2 separate regions of the Homo sapiens genome follow, and region 2 is linked to region 1. The links are chromatin contacts, found by Hi-C or POLR2A ChIA-PET in ENCODE. All regions are on one chromosome and are shown on one strand. Each heading gives the region's core, a stretch centred on a gene start or an enhancer-like site at or near the end of the contact. The rest is flanking DNA. Distances are from core to core; before and after follow the strand shown.

The links. A loop is a pair of places that touch in the nucleus more often than their neighbours do. ChIA-PET counts read pairs that join two places held with the same protein, here RNA polymerase II (POLR2A). Pooled maps may share reads with other maps.
Region 2: a pooled map shows a loop between it and region 1 (2.0-fold over the local background). The contact joins two enhancer-like sites. A Hi-C loop is called at or near these places in 1 of 37 single-sample maps with no recorded cell type and 1 of 50 pooled maps. POLR2A ChIA-PET finds 5 or more read pairs at or near these places in 1 of 52 experiments (OCI-LY7).

The regions. Positions count from the first base shown.
Region 1 is chr4:169,076,675-169,081,808 of GRCh38, reverse strand. No RefSeq gene overlaps it. Among named protein-coding and RNA genes, the nearest start is that of CBR4-DT, 69 kb to the right of the region's middle. RefSeq lists a silencer at 1,710-1,769. Within about 2 kb of position 1,513, at least 29 of the 41 ENCODE cell types and tissues checked have a DNase peak (open chromatin) inside an H3K27ac peak, as active enhancers do.
Region 2 is chr4:168,880,381-168,886,023 of GRCh38, reverse strand. All of the region lies in intron 10 of PALLD (palladin, cytoskeletal associated protein), which reads right to left. It also overlaps the pseudogene RNU6-853P. Among named protein-coding and RNA genes, the nearest start is that of CBR4, 130 kb to the left of the region's middle. RefSeq lists an enhancer at 4,588-4,837. Within about 2 kb of position 4,088, at least 2 of the 41 ENCODE cell types and tissues checked have a DNase peak (open chromatin) inside an H3K27ac peak, as active enhancers do.

The DNA.
Region 1 (5,134 bases), core at 264-2,763:
GCTTGAACGCAGGAGGTGGAGGTTGCGGTGAGCCGAGATCACACCACTGCACTCCAGCCTGGGCAACAGAGCAAGACTCTGTCAAAAAAAAAAAAAAAAAAAGTGGTGGCAGGCTGGGGTTGGTGGGGAGGGATCCAGAAGTTGTATGGGAAGTGTATTTCCAGGTCAAGGTAGTATGTTTTATTTTGGAAATGTTGAGTTGGAGATGATGACAGGAGTTTAAAATGTAAATGTCTTATAGGCAGCTGAAAATATGAATCTTGAGTTAAAGTAGGGTGACAGAAAAATACCAGTTGGGTGATCTCGAACTCTTTGCCTTAAGGAAAAGGGGTATATGTAGGTGGACAAGCCAGTGACCAATGGCTGTGGTTTGAAAACACAGAGAGTTAACCGCATCATGAAGAGGACTGTCATAGAAGCTTTTTTCTTTTTTTCCTTTGGTAACAGGGTAGGAAGAGAGGATCAGAATAAGTCCTGAAGCTAAGAGAGGAGTTTCCAGAAGTAGAAGTCAACAGTCTCTACTATAGCAGAGAGAAGAACTGAGAAAGAACTTTCTATTTCCCAATCTCTTCTCACATCACCAACAATCCCACTGAATCCCTGAACGGGACGTTACATTTGACATTCTGAGAGATTCTGCTCAAAATGCTTTGGAACCAAACCAAGAAGTTCTTGGCAGCCATCCTGGCCCTTTCCCCTCTTCTGTTAAAAAAAAAAAAAAGAAAGAAAAAGCTATTTTTCTTCAGGAAAAGAATGCAAAGATCTTGTAGACCCAATCAGAGTTAAAATAAAATTTCTGTGTTCTCACTATAATGTGTGCAGTGATGTGTAAATCCTGCTGGCAGATCATATGGGGATTGACATATAAAAAAGGATGTCTTTAAAATCATATAAAAATCTCATTGAACATTGCATGACGTTTGATGGATAAATATGACAATATTTTCCTTACATTGATTTTTCTTGTGCAAAATAAGAGCAGATCATTTCTGAGAATAGTCCCATATCACCTCACCTACTGTGCTGTTCACATAATTGTGTGCGGAGAACTTACACTCCTGGTATGAGTAGCAATTTCGGCAAGTGCTTGCTGCTGTGAATGCTTACAAGCATCTCCATTTGCTATTAGGATTCACATCTTGGCCAGTCATTCCCTCTCTGCGATTTTTTCCATCTCTAATTTTCTCTGCTTCTTATATTACATCTCTCACTCTGGGCACATGGCCACAGAGAGGAAAGAAACACACATTGTTGTTGATTCTGCAGTTCTTGTGATGTCTATTAACTCTGCTGGGGATTTCTCAAGATCATGAACATGGGGTGACTTTTAAAAATGTTTCCTTCCTGACAGGACAAAATGGAGAAGTACCCAGAACTGTGTTTCTGCTTTGCAGCACAAAAACATCCCGGGAGCCAGACAATTCTTTGCTGATCCTCAAAGATAGCAAGTCCAGACCACAGATTTGTGTGTCTCAAATTGCAAAGCATGTTCCTGTGTGTAAACGCTGGGAGACTAAAGCTGGCCTCACAGTGCTGGCTTCACCGTGGGCTGGGAGACCTGGGACGGGCGCGTTATCTGATGTGACTCAAGGTCCGGCCCCCCAACCCCGTGACCCATGCTTGTACATTTCCCACCTGTTCCTTCCGTTCTGGGTTGATCAGTTATCACACACAACCATGAAAAAGAAAGGGACGGTCAGAGCTGCCACAGGGTCGCCACCTATGCAGTGTCAGGCAGCGCGGAGGGTGGGGCTCTCCCATGTGGTCTTGCCGCCAGCTCCGATACCCGGGCCCAGCCCTGCTCCTCTGCTTGTGGGTGACTCAGGCATCCATGAGGAAGCCACAGAGGGAGGCCCACCTGCAGTGTCTCCCTCTCTCTCTTCTGTAATTATTCACGGAGAATACAAAGTGAACGTTTTCTAAGCATTTCTCCAGTTTCTTGCAGTGGTCTTTGAAAGGGGCCAATTAGTCTGGCGTTTCAGATCGGTCAGCTTTGCACTGTTCAATCTTTTCCTGTGTCTGTTGACTTTTACCCCCCTTTTGTGGAGAATGGGGTCGTGCTATGTTGCCCAGGCTGGTCTTGACTTCCTGGGCTCAAGCGATCCTCCTGCCTCTGCCTCCCTAAGTGCTGGGATTACAGGCGTGAGCCACCATCCTGGCTGATTTTCTGTCTGTTGTGATCTTGCTTATTCTTAAAGAAGGGAGTCTGTGCATATCTGATCATGGGGAATTAAGATGTGTCCTTGGCCGGATGCGGTGACTCAAGCCTGTAATCCCAGCACTTTGGGAGGCCGAGGTGGGCGGATCACGAGGTCAAGAGATCGAGACCAGCTGACCAACATGGAGAAAACCCCTCTCTACTAAAAGTACAAAATTAGCTGGGCATGGTGGCACATGCCTGTAATCCCAGCTACTTGGGAGGCTGAGGCGGGTGAGAATCGTTTGAACCCGGGCGACCGAGGTTGTGGTGAGCTGAGATCACGCCATCGCACTCCAGCCTGGGCAACAAAAGCAGAACTCCATCTCAAAAAAAAAAAAAAAAAAAAAAAAAAAAAATGGCGGGGCACAGTGGCTCACGCCTGTAATCCCAGCACTTTGGGAGACCGAGGTGCGGATCATGAGGTCAGGAGTTCGAGATCAGCCTGGCCAACCTGGTGAAACCCCATCTTTACTAAAAATACAAAAATTAGCTAGGCGTGGTGGTGCATCCCTGTAGCTACTTGCGAGGCTGAGGCAGGAGAATTGCTTGAACCTGGGCAGCAGAGGTTGCGGTGAGCTGAGATTGCACCACTGTACTCCAGCCTGGATGCCAGAACAAGACTCCATCTCAAAAAAAAAAAAAGTGTTCTTCTAGAATGGTGTGGATTCTGCTGCCAACCTTAGGGAGAAGGGATGTATTTAGTTTTTTGTTTTTTTTTTTTTGTTTGTTTTTTTTTTTTTTTTTTTTTGAGATGGGTCTCACTCTGGCACCCAGGCTGGAGTGCAGTGGTGTGATCTCGGCTCACTGCAGTCTCTCCCTCCCTGGTTCAAGCAATTCTCTTGCCTCAGTCTCCTGAGTAGCTGGGACCACAGGCGCTCACCACCACGCATGGCTCATTTTTGTATTTTTAGTAGAGACGGGGTTTCACCATATTGGTCAGGCTGGTCTTGAACTCCTGATCTCAGGTGATCCACCCGCCCCGGCCTCCCAAAGTGCTGGGATTACAGAGGTGAGACACCGCGCCCAGCCATATTTAGATTTATTGTCGTTTTCTTTTTTGTTGTTGTTTTCTTGTTTTTTTTTTTTTTTTGAGACAGAGTCTCACTCTGTTGCCCAGGTGGGAGTGCAGTGGCGTGATCTCGGCTCACTGCGAGCTCCGCCTCCCAGGTTCACGCCATTCTCCTGCCTCAGCCTCCCGAGTAGCTGGGACTACAGGCGCCCACCCCCACGCCAGGCTAGTTTTTTGTATTTTTAGTAGAGACGGGGTTTCACCATGTTAGCCAGGATGGTCTCGATCTCCTGACCTCGTGATCCGCCCGCCTCGGCCTTCCAAAGTGCTGGGATTACAGGCATGAGTGACATCTTACAGATAACGATAAGTGCAGGTGGTAAGTTGTTAATACCAAAGGCAACCATATTCTTTGGACCTAACGTTTTCTTGTAGGAATAATTTGATTCATTTTACCGCCAAGGAGCAAGTGTTCAAGAACCTCCTCCCTATAAGGGCAGAAAATTTAGATGTCAGTCTTGCTGAAATGCCCCAGTGCCCTCCTTCTCACGCATCCAAGAGTTTCCTCATAGCTTGGTTGGGTCCAGATGGGCTTGGTCCCATGTCTACATATAATTAGGGTGGAGAGGAGTTGAGGCATACAGCCTGGTGTCAGCAAGTCATGTCCTGAGCCTGGAGCTGGACAAAGCCCAGAACTCACCTAGTGGCCAAGGGCATTCAGGAGAGGCAGTGACTCCTACGGAAGTTGGTCTCAGCATTTGTGCTGCCATCTCTTCCGGTCTAACTGGCCAGAGACATTTAGGTGAAGACCTTTCACATTGCCTTTCTCTCAGTCAAGGAAGAGGTCAGCTAAATTGGTCCAGGAACTTTGAGTCAAACTCCTTCAATTCCTTGTCAGCTCAGGGGTGTAGCGTGGCAGAGAGTCACGGTGGTAGGTGGATAAGGAGTTGGGAGTGTTTGGGTCTTCTCAGTAGAAGGGGCTAGGGTAGGGGTTGCATCTGCCTCTGGATTTTGTTGTTGTGTTGGTGGTGGTTTTTTATTTGTTTGTTTTATAGAGACAGGCTCCCACTATGTTGCCTAGGCTGGTCTCAAACTCCTGGGCTCAAGAGATCCTCCCGCCTTGGCCTCCCAAAGTGCTGGGATTACAGGCATGAGCCACCATGCCGGCCTGCCTCTGAATTTTGTGTCTTCTTTCCCTGCTGTAGCATTTAGGCTAGAACCAAGCCCTTTTGCAGCAGTTCTGGACACAGTGACTGCCTACAACCGGGCTTGGCTGCTGGGACCTCACTCCCTACTAGGCCCAAGCTCAGAGTGTTCTATCTCTTAGGGACCAACTCTTTCATCATAAGTACATTCACCCCAGGGGCATAACCCACCCCAGGAAATAGGACTCAACTCTGTACCACCGCAGAGAACACCGTTCCTTCTGGCTTCTGAGGGAATGATACCTCCTGAACCTGTGGGATGCAGCAGCGCCGCCAGGACCCCGGCTTGGGATGATCTCCCGCTCTGATTATCACCACCCTGTGGACCAAGACCATCCCCCACACCCGCTGTCCAGGGATCTACTCTCCTGGGAACTGAGCAGGTGTCTTCTTAAACCCTGAAAGCCCAAAGTGTCTTGTGAGTTTGCCCCTTTTCTCCAGACAATGTGGATCCTTGACCTACTCCTGCAAGGGAGGGTCCCCTCTTCCACTCTTACCAAGAAGGAGATGACACAAAGTCCATTTCTGGTAGGGTGCTACTTTAAAAGGCACCCGTCACACACATGCCTCAAGCCCATCTGAAATTATCCAGGGTGCTGGCCTTTCTCTACCTATGCAGCTGCCCTCCTGGAAGCCTGGGTTGAGAGAGATGCGACTCGTTCAGCAGCCCGTCTATGCTCAGGGTAAGCCCGAGCACGTCAGCGAAGTCTCCCTGGCATG
Region 2 (5,643 bases), core at 2,839-5,338, 200 kb after region 1:
ATCTGTTTTTCCACAAAGAAAAATAAGAGAAAATTAGAATTTGGACTAATTTATGTTTGTACATACATACATAGGTGGTGATGGGAACTGTAGGTTCTTTACCCAAATAGTTAGGTCCTGGAAGAGGACAATTTATAGCAATGGTGACACATGCATTATTTGGTGCCTTGTAGATAGCAGGTACAAATGCTTGCCTCCCTAGTTGGAATGAGCATCACAATCTACTACACAGTTTATATTGCATTCATCCTTGAAGGCTATGAAAATTAGATCCTGAACCTAGAGTTTGCTGTTAGGCCACCTCTGCCTCCTACTAAAATGAATGTGTCCAGCCTATCAAAGATTCTCTTCAACAAGCATGAGCTCCATGACATATTACATTGCAAATCTGACTTTTTGCAAATGTACGTGGCTGGAGACATGCCAATCTTAGCAGTCAGTGCTTGAAATTGAAACTTGAGGGGGAATAAGAAAACATTCCAGTGGGCAATTATTTACAACGATTAATATTTGAACATTTTTAACTTACAAAAATGGCAGTTTCATAGAGGCTATATGGTTTAAAAATACAGAGTACTTCATGACTTTGTGTGTCATCCTTGCACAGAGGCCATGCTAATCTTCTCTGTATCATTGCAATTTTAGTATTCACACTGCCAAAGCAAGCACTCAACATTATTTAAGTGAGATGGCAAAGACCCCCCCACATCCTAAAGGATGGTCCTTGATCACAAAGGCTAATAACCAAGTTGGGGAATAAGTTAAGGAGCAAACCATGTGGTACCAATTCTAGATGCAATGGGAATAAAAAAGAAACAGAAAACAGTGCTGGCTAGAATGACTGCAGAAGACTCCATGAAAGAGGCAAGTTATAAGCCCTTGAAAGATGACAAGGATGTAGACAAGTAGAGTGGAGAAGAAGAAGAAATTCAGAGTCAGCGTGAATAAAGAAACAGACGTGATAACCTGTTTTTTTGTTTGTTTGTTTTGTTTTAACCACTTAAAAGCTGTGTGGTTTGGGCTAGTGACCTAATGACCATATGTCTCAGTTTCCTCCTTTGTAAAATGTGGGTATTAACAGCTCGTATCTGATGCGATCACTGGGTAAACTACATGAACTAATGTGTACTAAACACTTAGAACAGCGCCTGGTGTAGTAAGAGTGGATCTGAAGTGGCAAACAGAAAATATTCAGCATGGAAGTAAGTCACAGAGACAAGATTGGCTGAGATAAACAGAATGGAAGAGGGGAAGGAGTTTAAAAAGATGCCAAGAATTCTTGACCAGAATTTACAAGAATGTGCAAATAACCCTTACTGATTGCCTTCTCAGTGTTCAACTCTGTTCTAGGTGCTAGAAATACAATGTTGAACTAGGTCACAATAGTTAGAAAAATTGTATTTTTATGGTGGATATGGCAGAAAGAGATAAGAGAAAAGAATGGAAGGCAAGACATATCAGGAGGTGGTAAACGCAATGAAAGGACAGAAGTATGAGCAGATGACTGTATCAGACAGTGTGGTCCATCAGACTTCTGAGGAGGTGACTCTACAGTGGTGGCCTAAACCATAGGAAGTGGCTGGCTATGTGAGACCTACAGGGAGAGCTTGGCAGTGCAGAGGTCCTGTGACCAGAACCAGCCTGGCAGGGCCAACGGATGGGCACTGTGAACCCTGAGGAAAGAGGTATGGAATACAGTTTTCTCACACTTATTCTAATATGGAACCTCTTCTCTTTTTCAGAGCATCTCACTGGACTAACGTAATTCAGAAACACTTTACGAAATTAAAAGTTGAGGACAGGGTTTAGGGGTAGCATGCAAGGTGAGAGTTAGAAATAAAAGTGGAGTATTTTGAAAGGGGAGGCATGAGGAAAGAAAAGCAGTTATAAGTTTTGAGGCAAAAATTTGGCAACTGAGTTTGTTTTCCTATAAAACTAATGCTATGTTAGAGTTTAATGTAAGATGGTTGTAGTTCTGCTCCCTGAAGTGGCACCTTCTTTTGATAAATGAAGAGTAGCAACTCATTAGGAAATAAAAAGAGTGGTGACAAAGACATGATCTCCTTTTTTTTTTTGATGGTTTGCACAATTAAAAAAAAATAAAATAGTATTCAAAGTTAGTAGTTACCAAAACCAGAACTCTTCACAAAAATCCATACTCAGAGGCAAACCTTAACCAATAAACAATTTGTAACAGGCCTCCTGCACTAAATACTTCATTGTATACACACTCAGCCCAACTGTACAAAAAACATTACTGATCTGTTTACTCTGGCTTTAACAGTAAGTCATTTGTCATTTAAAAACAATATTCATGTGGTTGGGATAAAAACATCTCAAACATATACACAAGCATCTGGAAGGTAAAATTTTCCAGATTCAATCACCACCAAATCCCAAGAGGTCTCTTTTTTTGGCTACTGAATAATCTTGAAAGCATCCTTCCCTTGATATGCTATTGCAGGTCAATTCTGTGAGCAGATTTCAGAAACTCAAATTTCCAGAGCACAATATTGATTAAAGAGATAAGGTACCAGAATCAACCAGAGAATTTAACTATTACAAGTCCTCTTATTCTACTCTTCTCACATTCAGTGAAATCTGATGGTAACTAAATTCCACAAAATTTCAGAGTGAGCAAACTCATTAACATGTTGGCATTTAAATATCACTTATATTCAAGAATGTAATGTATTAATATATAAAAGAGCCCAAGATATACAAACTGAGCTTTTGTATATCAATTCTGTTTTCCTTTTACTGAATTTTACGGTAAAGCAAAGGCTGTTAAAGTACAAAAAATGGGTAACTTAAGCTCATATTTAAAGGAAAATAGATAACTTTATTGTAATATCAAATTCTCCTCATATTATATTTTGGGTTCTTTAAAAAAGAAAATGACAAAGGCACGTGGGTTACTTTTTTTTTTTTTTTTGAGACAGAGTTTTGCTCTGTCACCAGGCTGGAATGCAATGGCGCAATCTCAGCTCACTGCAACCTCACCCACTGTGTTCAAGCGATTCCCCTGCCTCAGCCCTCCCAAGTAGCTGGGACTACAGGTGCACACCACCATGCCCGGCTAATTTTTTGTATTTTAGTAGAGATGGTGTTTCACCATGTTGGCCAGGATGATCTCGATCTCCTGACCTCGTGATCCACTGGCTTCGGGTTACTTCTGTTCATTCATTCTGTACAACTTGGTACACAGCCGTACAGGTCTGATTTTGAGCTGCCCCAGGGGCAGAGACATTTCAACAGAATAACCCAGTCGCAGCAGATCCTGGAGGCCTTGCCTACTAATTTGTTGGTAAATACTTGTCCAGGATTGGATACAACTTGATAAGATACTGGACCCTAATGAGCCCAGTAATAACACCTCCAACCCCTTCAGGTCAGAGAATGAAAAGCCCCCCACTATCTGTTTCCTGAAAAATAGGAGAAAGATAGGTAGATGAGATGTCTGCAAAGTACATTGCGGCTTGTATCTGTTGGATTCTTTTTCACTGGTTACTATCTAACCACAGTCTTGACTTGAAAACTGGTGAAAATGCCCTGTGTCATGAATCTTAAAGTACAGTTAAATTTGTTACAAAGTTTTCCTTGACTCGGGGATTCTGATTTGCTGCTTCTACAACAGCTTTCTTTAATCAAGAAATGTTAGACATTAGAGTTATTTGAGATGAACCTAAGTCACGCTATGCTCTCCTTGCTCAGGCATTTCTTCCAGAACCCTGGGAAATCCCGTCACCTCTTGAGTAACGATGATAGTGTCCCCACCTACCCGTTTCCTATGAGGGAGAAAGAGAGCGACAATGAGATAATGTCCATAAGGAGCTGTGGGCCTATATAATAAAAGCTGTCATTAATACATCTGTATAAAAGCTCTTATTGACACATGCTCTTCTTTGTGACAAACATGGGGCAACATTTCAAACCAAAGCCCTGCTTATATAAAAGAGGTAGTTAAGAGCATACAACATTGTGGCACTGTGGCTATGTGGCACTCCCTTATGAGCACAGATTCCAAGAATGTGAAGATGGCAAAAGAAACAGTGCCAGTCTGGTTCCAGGGATGGGTCTGATCTGATTCACCCTTCAGACTTAGTATGGCCACTCAGAGACCAGCAGAGCAGAACTGCCACACTATGCCTGTCGGCACTGCCAAATCTTCTGGGTTTCTTCTGTGTCTTAGGGCTGATTTACTATGTGGAGAAACATGGTTACAGCAATGGAGGCTGTAACACCAACTTACCAGCAATAGTGAGGGGAATAGAATACATTAATTTTATAAAAGTGCAAACAGATTTCTCTCTAAGGCATGCTCTCCTTACTGCCTCCATCTAAAAGAGTTTGTCAACTTAATATTTGTATCTGTTGACAGCTTTGTGCAGGGCAATATTTTGCCAGTGACCCCAGTAAATTTGGGGAAGATGTAGCATAAAGGAAGAAAGGCATTTGAGGAACTGTATGTATAGAAGTTCCCCAGACCGCAGTCAACCTCTCTCCGGCTCACAGAACAGCATGCAGTTGGTTGACTGCGGTCTGGGGAACTTCTATACATACAGTTCCTCAAATGCCTTTCTTCCCCAGATTTACTGTCTTTTGCCTCGGCTTTGTGGTTTATCACTGACATCCATGACCTTTGTTCCCTGCTTTGACCTCTGCTACCCAAACATATGAAAAACAGAACCTTATCTCCACAGACTGTTTAGAAACTTAGTACTTACTAACCTTCCTGTCTACAGATGAAAATAAGAACAGTGTGAAACAAACAGAATAAAACAGCAAGTATACAAGTATGATTAAGCAAACTAAGAGAGACTGGACACAGTGGCTCAGGCCTGTAATCCCAGCACTTTGAGAGGCCAAGGCAGGCGGATCACCTGAGGTCAGAAGTTTGAAACCAGCCTGGCCATCATGGTGAAACCCCATCTCTACTAAAAATACAAAAACTAGACGGACGTGATGGCCCACACCTGTAATCCCAGCTATTTAGGTGGCTGAGGCATGAATTGTTGGAACCCAGAGGCGGAGGTGGCAGTGAGCTGCAATTGCACCACTGCATTCCAGCCTGGACAACAGAACAAGACTGTCTCAGAAAAAAAGAAAAGAAAAGAAAAGAAAACTAAGATATTGGAAATTTACATTTAAGATTTTGGTAAAACAAGGCAAGTGAAAAAAACCTAATGAATTTCTACTTCATTGTGTTACATATAATCAACCAATTTGTTGGTACTTGATATATATGGCAAAACTATCCAGCTAAAGAAATAACACTTATAAGTGAAACTGAATATATACATCTTATGATAACTTGGCAGTTCCTGCAAGTTCCAGGATGCCAAAGTCATGGCAGCCCTGATAGGGACACTCAATCTTTGGCAAATTATTTGGATTATTATGGTAAACAAAAATAGTAACATTTTTGTTTTTAATTCAGAATGCAAATGACAGATCCCATAGTATGCCAGAGGAAAAACATGTTTCAAAAGACACATTTATCAAACCAAAATAATGAATTCTTCAAGTATGCGTGATTTAGCAACAGGAAAATTCCTTGAGGACAAAACGGTAACCACATAATAATGGCTTACTGAGCAGGCATGGAGCTAAAAATCTGTAGTCTGGTATTGCCACTTTGAT